Linked DNA regions of Homo sapiens: region 1 is linked to region 2. Evidence: chromatin contacts called from ENCODE Hi-C or POLR2A ChIA-PET data. All regions are on one chromosome and are shown on one strand. Each heading gives the region's core, a stretch centred on a gene start or an enhancer-like site at or near the end of the contact. The rest is flanking DNA. Distances are from core to core; before and after follow the strand shown. Region 1 overlaps FCGR3B (Fc gamma receptor IIIb). Region 2 holds the start of TOMM40L (translocase of outer mitochondrial membrane 40 like).

Region 1 (3,827 bases), core at 360-2,859, 400 kb after region 2:
GGAGGCTGAGGCAGGAGAATTGCTTGAATGTGGGAGGTGGAGGTTGCAGTGAGCCGAAATCGCACCACTGCACTCCAGCCTGGGCAACAGAGCAAGACTCCATCTCAAAAAAAAAAATTAATTAAAAAAAAATAAATGACTCTAGTTTAAAGATCATTTGGCAAATTTATTTATTTACTTATTTAGTATACATATGATACACATATATGTATTTTACATAAGATATAAAATATGTGTACACATAAACATATATGCATATATAATTTCTGCATATGCATATCTATGTTTGCATGTCTTCTCATTTCACTAAACATCATTGAAAACTTCCACCTGCAACTAAACTGGAGCCCACTGATGACAGAGGATGGCAGGGCAGAAAGAAAGGAGATTCTGTGTGGAGGCTATGGAGAGGCCCTGGGTCTTGGGCAGTATAGAAAATGGCTTTTGTCCAAGTGTTCTTATTGCTCAATTCCCACCTATGAGTGAGAACATGCGGTGTTTGATTTTCTGTCCTTGCGAAAGTTTGTTTAGACTGATGGTTTCCAGCTTCATCTATGTCCCTACAAAGGACATGAACTCATCCTTTTTTATGGCTGCATAGTATTCTATAGTGTATATGTGCCACATTTTCTTACTCCAGTCTATCATTGATGGACATTTGGGTTGGTTCCAAGTCTTTGCTATTGTGAATATTTCCGCAATAAACTTACGTGTGCACGGGTGGGGAACATCACACACCGGGACCTGTCGTGGGTGGGGAAGGGGGGAGGGATAACATTAGGAAAAACACCTAATGTAAATGACGAGTTAATGGGTGCAGCACACCAACATGGCACATGTATACATATGTAACAAACCTGCACCTTGTGCACATGTAGCCTAGAACTTGAAGTATATATATATGAATTAAAGAAAAAAAAGGCTTTTTAGACCCAGCACTGACGAGATTCCCTAGGTCGATGGTGGTGGAATTAGGGGTCTCTGTCCTCAGACATTTGGATCTGGATATGTCAGCATGAAAGTCCTTAAGTTGCAGGCATTTTTTAAAAAATATTTTTTATTTCCAAGCTGAATACCATTAATTGGAATGTTACAGGCTTTTTAAGCTCCGTGTTCTGTCTGCATGGCTAATATGCCCGTAGAAACCTTTCAAAACAGCGTGGGTTGAAGACTAATTTTGTAACACAAAACTCACTTACTTAGATATCACATTTTGCTGGACGTGATTGGACCTGAAAGAAAATATTTTTAATGCTCACGACAATAACCTTTTTATGAGTCAGCACTAAACGTGTGCACATGCATACATAAGTTGTCTACATCAGCAAAAAAAGCTTATCGTCGTATTTCTCTGACCAAAATCAACGGAACCCCCGAAATCACAGAGAGCATCCATTTTGGATTCCCCGAAGACCCTTCGTTCCTGCATCCTCTTCTGCTCTCCCTTTCTCAGCCTCTTCTGCTGGAAGCTGAGTCCTGCTCCAGATCTAGGCAAGTGCTAGCGCGGAAAAAAGACCTGCCTCGCTCAGGGCTGTGAGCCGCGCCCTGAAGCACGGAAAGCTAATTGTGTCACTGGTTTCAAATCAACTTCAAATTTTTTGGAGACGTAAGAGTGCTGAGCATTTTTTCTTCAGTGAAGTGACTTGGCAGCCCAGGTCGCCAACGCCCGTTTCTGTAGCGCGATCGGTTAGCGCCTTCGGCTGTTAAACGAAAGGTTGGTGGTTCGTTCCCACCCCGGGACAGAAGTCCCACTTTTGTGAACCTTGAGTTTTTGAAACTTTCACTGAAAAAAACCGCGTGCGATGCTATCCGCCGGGAGCGCTGGAGCCTTGGCTCTCAAAACCAGCCGCGGTGCTAACCGCCGGGATCCCTGGCAGCTGACCTCCGCGTTGTGTGGTTCCCAATGTCCTCTTCTGCCTTAGTGCTGTACGGGTAATTTTGAGGTATTTGGTTTTTCCGACTAGGGTTGTAGTGATAACTCTTAGCTGCTTAACCACTGCAATTACGTTATGGAAACTGACACTTTAAGAAAATTTACTGACCAAAGGAAGTAAGTACTAATAATACCAAAACAAATTGTTTGTCTTTCCACCAAACCTGTACCTGCCTTGCCTTTCTATTTCCTAACTCAGAAAACGGGCACTATGTGTGGAACCTGGTCCTTAGTCATGCCATGTACTGCCGGCTGCCAATTCTTGGAGAGTCGGCCTCCTAAATACCTTGTTGATTAAGCACCTTCCTCTCCAGCCTCACCGCCAGTTACTTCCTCATTGCTCCCTTTGGGTTATTGCATCCTGCCTTGCATGCCCTATCTGGTTTCCGGTCTTCAGCTCTCCTGTCCCGTCCATCCATCAAGTAGTTGCCAGAGAATCCTTCTAAAATACTATACGGTATAAACCTGGTCTGCTTAAACTCTCTCAATGTATTGCAGGGTCTGATACGATCTTCTTAGTTTGGAAGGTAATGCCCTTCATGATCTGGCCCTGAAACTCTTTCCTCTCCCTCACCGACACAGAACCAAACTGCTTTCTTGAACTCACACTCTGGCTTTTGAATCTTTGCCTATGAACCTTGGGCTTTTCTTCTCTTCTTTGCCTGGCGAACTCCTACTCATCCTTCATGACCACACCCCCCAAATCAAGCCTCTTTTCTGCAGCCCTTTCTTCATTCTCTTCCTATTTAACTGTTTTTCTCACTAGAAATAAAGCTTCTCCAGGGAATGACCCTGTGTTGTTCATCTGGTATCTTCAGCACCTGAACTCAAGCTTGCACATTGTAGGTAGTAAATAAATGTGAGTTGAATGTCCAAGGTTTCCAAATGCACCTGTGTCGTGTCGGAATCTTATGTAATATTTATGTATGTAATCTAGCTTGAATCGTCTTGGTATATAGCTCATAATTCATACAATCAGGCTGACCCTCTACCTCTGCCCAGGCCTCTACCTCCTGTGTAGCTGTGCCTTCTCCTATCTGCCCCAATGCTCTAAAACGATCTCTAATGCTTATTCACCCTCCTATCCCATACTTCCCATAAGAATCCCCCTTAGCCCAATTTTCTCAGCAAGATTTGGAAAGCAAGCTGGCTAATTCATATGAGTTGTGGTGAGATGGCTGCTGGGAGGAGGGGGTGTTTCTTACCAATCCAAACCAATCTCTGTTACAATGTTGGACAAAGGGAAGAAGAAAGAATTTTATCATTCATATTTTATTACCATGGTTTTGCCATCTTCTATCTAAGAGTAGCATGCAAGATCTTGTAAAATGCTTTATTGGAACCAAGAAATGTTGCACTGAAAGCTTACAAAACAGAGACAGCTAAAGCTTTCTTTCATAAGCAACAATTGTCTTCTCCATCCCCACCTCATTGGAACTGACATGAAGAAGGATTTGAAAGTTTCACAGCGTAACTCAGTGAAGCTCAGTAGTACATTTAGTATTGGTTATACAACATTTGTTTAATAAATGCAATGAACAAAGCTATACAGGAACTAGACATTGAAGCAGAAAAGGTGGTTTTACAGTCCCTGCATTAACCTCTAATTCTTACTACCCCGGCCAAGAAAGCATTTTCACCTCCTGCGCTTTCCTTCCTGTGTGCTTCTGGTTGGTTCTTTCTTCTCAGGCTTTCTCATTCTGATGCTGAGATAGTTCTGTTCACTTAGCTTAACTTGAGACAGTGACACAGGGTTTGTTCTGTACTTTCTTTTCCACCCCACCCCCACCCCAATCCTCAGTCCCCTTCCTAGGACCATTTTCTACTCCTAGCATTAGAGGACTCATCGTTATATACTTGGAAATGGTCCAGTTCTGATAGAGTCCCCTGGAAG
Region 2 (3,952 bases), core at 783-3,282:
ACCTTATCCCACTTTACTGCAACTTGGCAGAGAGATATTGGGGAGCAGAAGAAAGGAGAAAGGAATTGAAATCAGGGACAGGGTTGAGGGCTATGGGGGTTAGGGGAATGAGGGTCGGGTAAGAGGGCAAGTGTAAATGATCTTGTCCGTTTTTGAGTTAATGTGTAATGAGACGGGGAGAAAACAGGAGAGCCCAGAATGACCTGGATGCTGATCACTGAACATACCCTACCCCCAGTAAAACAAATTCAGAAAACAGCTTCCGCCCGTCCCCTCCCAATGGAGGGCTCTGGCAGGAAAAGAGGTGAATAAGAGGCTTCTACCAGGGTAAAGGTTGAAGGCACCTGGTCATTTGATCACCTTATCAGTTCTAGGCAGTGATTAGCCAATATTGAGTCAGCAGGGGCAATAGCCCTGGCCCTTGTCTCACTCCTGTTGGGGGTGGGGGAGGGGGAGAGGTACATTCCCAGGTTCAAAGCATTTGGGTGAAATCAGTTAAATAGATATCAGAAGCTTTTGTATCTTTCACCCTTTTGCCCCCCAAGCATACTCGCTGAGTATGTGGAACATTCCTGAGGGTGACAGTGGAGGCGCAAAGCTGATGAGGGAGGTAGTGACCAGAGACCAAGAAATCTTTGTTTTTTAACTTTTGTTTTAAATTCAGAAGTATATGTGCAGGTTTTTTTGTTTGTTTTCCTGAGACGGAGTTTTGCTCTTGTTGCTCAGGCTGGAGCGTAATGGCATGATCTCGGCTCACTGCAACCTCCACCTCCCGGGTTCAAGGATTCTCCTGCCTCAGCATCCCAAGTAGCTGGGATTACAGACATGCGCCACCACGCCCGGGTAATTTTGTACTTTTAGTAGAGACGGGGTTTCCCCATGTTGGTCAGGCTGGTCTTGAACTCCCGACCTCAGGTGATCTGCCCGCCTCGGCCTCCCAAAGTGCTAGGATTACAGGCATCAGCCACCGCCCCTGGCCTATATATGCAAGTTTGTTACACACGTAAACTTGTGTCATGGGGATTTGTTGTACAGATTATTTCATCACCCAGGTATTAAGCCTAATATCCATTAGTTATTTTTCCTGATCTTCTCCCTCCTCCCACCCTTCACCCTCCAAGACCAAGAACTCTTACTCCATTTTCAATTATTCCCCTGTGGAGCGCTTAGTGCTTGAGGTCAGCCCTTTGGCTTGTCCCTGGTCCTGGGATGGAGTGCCTTTGGGGGCCAGGCTCCATATTCCTAGATTTTATTTGCCAACTCTGCCTTGGGACTCAGGGAAGGAAGGGTTAAATACAGAAAGCAGCTGTTTCAGCGAATAGTTCTGCTAGAACTTACTCCTCTGCGCCAAACTCTCACACCCGTTTCCATTCCACCAAGTGGTCAAGAGCGGGGACTTCGAGAGATGTAGACCTCCAGAAGAGAAGGGTGGGTCCCTGTTCTAGGGAGTGCTGCGCTTAATGAGTAGTACTCATTTGGAGGTGTGCTGTGGAGGGCTGTGAGGAGGATTTCCCATGGGTTCTTTGGAGAGAAGGGAGCGATAGAAATGAACCAGGGTTCCAAAGAAGTCTTCATAATCGTTCTTTCTGCCACCCTTCACACTATGCCAGTCTACAAGCTGTAGTTCCACTTTTCTCATGGATGAAACTACATGGGTGGAAGGAGCTTCAGTGGCCCAAGCTACAAGATGCTCCCTCTAGTGTCTTGTACGCTCACAAGTTTTTTTCCGACCTTGGAGAGGCCTAGTGATCTAAAGCCTTCCACTTAAGTCTAAGGGGCCACCAATCAAGTCCTGCCCGCCTCTGCAGCTCCAGGGTTGAAGCTCTTGGGCCGTCAGACCTGCCACTCATTTTCTTCCTCCCTTCCCATTGGCCCATGGTAAATAGCGAGGCTTTTTTTTTTTTTTTTTTTTTTCATTGATTGGGCGGGGCCCAATCAGGGTTGGGTTGGGTCTTTGACAGCTTTCTTTGCCAGATTCAAAGATGGCGCTTACGGCCACGCTAAGAATGCAGCGTGAAGCTGCAGTTCTGCCATCACTCAAGATGGCTGCCCCCATCAAGATGACCGGGGTGTGCCGGGGGGAAAGGGGCAGCATGATGGTCTGAGATGGTAAGGGATACTGCACCATTGCGGGCCTGGTCTTGGGGCCTGGGAATGAAGAATAGAGAGGCTAGGGAGCTAGGTGAAGTCTGTGGTGGGGGCTAGGATCAGAGAAAGGGAGAGAGGACAAGGGTGACAAGTGGGGGTGAGAGATCAAAGATGGGGCGGGAGTGTGCCTAGGGTTGTCTCTCCATGAGTGCTCTCCTTCCCTACTCTTCCTGTTCCAGGTGTAGCGTCGGACCATGTGGAAGTTTCTGAGGCTGGGGAGCCGGATAATGGGGGGTGGGGCCCGTTGGGGGGTAAAGGGGCAATAGCGTCCTTTCACAGGCTAACCTCGGCTCTTCCCAGTCCTCTGGACTAAAATGGGGAACACATTGGGCCTGGCACCAATGGGGACTTTGCCCCGCCGGAGCCCCCGCCGAGAGGAACCCCTGCCCAACCCTGGGAGCTTCGATGAGCTGCACCGTCTATGCAAAGGTGAGAACTTGGCACTTGGGTGTCTCAGGATGAAGGGGCAGAGGAGTGGAGGGTCTTGAATGCCGGATGTCCGGCGATGGGAGCAGGAAAGGGGAGATCATAGCTGGGTCATGCAGCCTCAGGGAGGATCAGGTGCCCAAATGAAGTGGAGCATTTCATTGCAGGACTTGAAAGGAGGTTAATTCCTCCAAAGTGTTCCCTATGGGATTGAAAGGGGAGACTATCTTTTGGGGTAGGGGTTCTTTGTCTGTGCTTATTCCTTCCCTTCCCCTACCCCCTTCAGATGTATTCCCAGCACAGATGGAGGGAGTGAAGCTCGTTGTCAACAAGGTTCTGAGCAGCCATTTCCAGGTGCTCCCACTTCTCTGGCCCCTCCTTACTATTCCCCCTTTCCTGTCCCTGGATCATCTTCTCCTTTCCTTTGTACTCCAGCCCTAGCCAGTCTATGTGGGACAAATGAGGGAGGATGTGGGGTTCTCTTTACCTCCGTGCCTGTGGGACTTGTTGCTTTTAATCCGATGACCTTCTCTGTATATGTTGGAATATTTAGGATTCTTGAGAGGCCCTCTGGATGGGGAAAAGACTAAGGGTGGGATGAGGGATTGAAGTGGAGCAGGAATGCGCTTTTCTCCACTGAATCCTCTTTTCCTCAGGTGGCGCACACTATACACATGAGTGCCCTGGGCTTGCCGGGATATCACCTCCATGCGGCCTATGCAGGGGATTGGCAGCTCAGTCCCACTGAGGTGAGGGCTCCACACACCTGGGTCATCTCCCTAAAAACCAATCTGGGACCCAGGTCTGGAGGAAGAGGAATTGTGTGTGTTATGGGGAGGAATGGGCCGTAACCTGATTCTCTGTGTCTTTTCTGAATGAGAGAGGGTAGAGAAACATTTTCTGTGAAGAGCCCAGAGTGTGTCTTTGTGACTCCACCAGGGGGCGCTGTGCACTCTTAATGAAGTTCTATATTTGGGTTTAGGCTGAGTGGTGCCATCCGGCTCAGCCTTACTACTGTGTACACCCTTCCACAGGTGTTCCCCACTGTGGTAGGGGATATGGACAGCAGTGGCAGCCTGAACGCCCAGGTCTTGCTCCTCTTGGCAGAGCGGCTCCGAGCTAAGGCTGTCTTCCAGGTGACCACAGTTCCTGCCTCCATCCCCTGAGGCACTTCCTCTTTCTCCTCCACGGGTTTCCTGCTCTGAGGGCTTGGAAGGAGGAGCAGAGTCTATAATGATCATAAAGAGGGAGGGAGATTTTACTTCTTGCTCTTGCCACCCAGACGCAGCAGGCCAAGTTCCTGACATGGCAGTTTGATGGCGAGTATCGGGGAGATGACTACACAGCCACTCTGACCCTAGGAAATCCTGACCTGATT

The links. Hi-C counts contacts between places; a loop is a spot of excess contacts on that map. ChIA-PET counts read pairs that join two places held with the same protein, here RNA polymerase II (POLR2A). Pooled maps may share reads with other maps.
Region 1: a loop to region 2 is called in a pooled map, with 5 times the contacts of the local background. The contact joins the enhancer-like site here to the promoter of TOMM40L in region 2. A Hi-C loop is called at or near these places in 1 of 168 maps with a recorded cell type or tissue (natural killer cell) and 4 of 50 pooled maps. POLR2A ChIA-PET finds 5 or more read pairs at or near these places in 2 of 52 experiments (GM12878 and MCF 10A).

Annotation. Positions count from the first base shown.
Region 1 is chr1:161,620,007-161,623,833 of GRCh38, forward strand. FCGR3B (Fc gamma receptor IIIb) reads right to left here. Exons shown (of 5, transcript NM_001244753.2): 5 at 3,190-3,827. Among named protein-coding and RNA genes, the nearest start is that of FCGR3B, 9.3 kb to the right of the region's middle. Within about 2 kb of position 1,610, at least 19 of the 41 ENCODE cell types and tissues checked have a DNase peak (open chromatin) inside an H3K27ac peak, as active enhancers do; they include GM12878 and natural killer cell, where a contact is called at or near this core.
Region 2 is chr1:161,224,028-161,227,979 of GRCh38, forward strand. TOMM40L (translocase of outer mitochondrial membrane 40 like) reads left to right here and starts at 2,033. Exons shown (of 10, transcript NM_032174.6): 1 at 2,033-2,109; 2 at 2,328-2,577; 3 at 2,861-2,928; 4 at 3,231-3,323; 5 at 3,609-3,710; 6 at 3,857-3,952. The coding sequence starts at 2,463. MIR5187 (microRNA 5187) reads left to right here and starts at 3,159; the gene lies at 3,159-3,234. RefSeq lists enhancers at 1,439-1,548, 2,009-2,078, 3,593-3,772.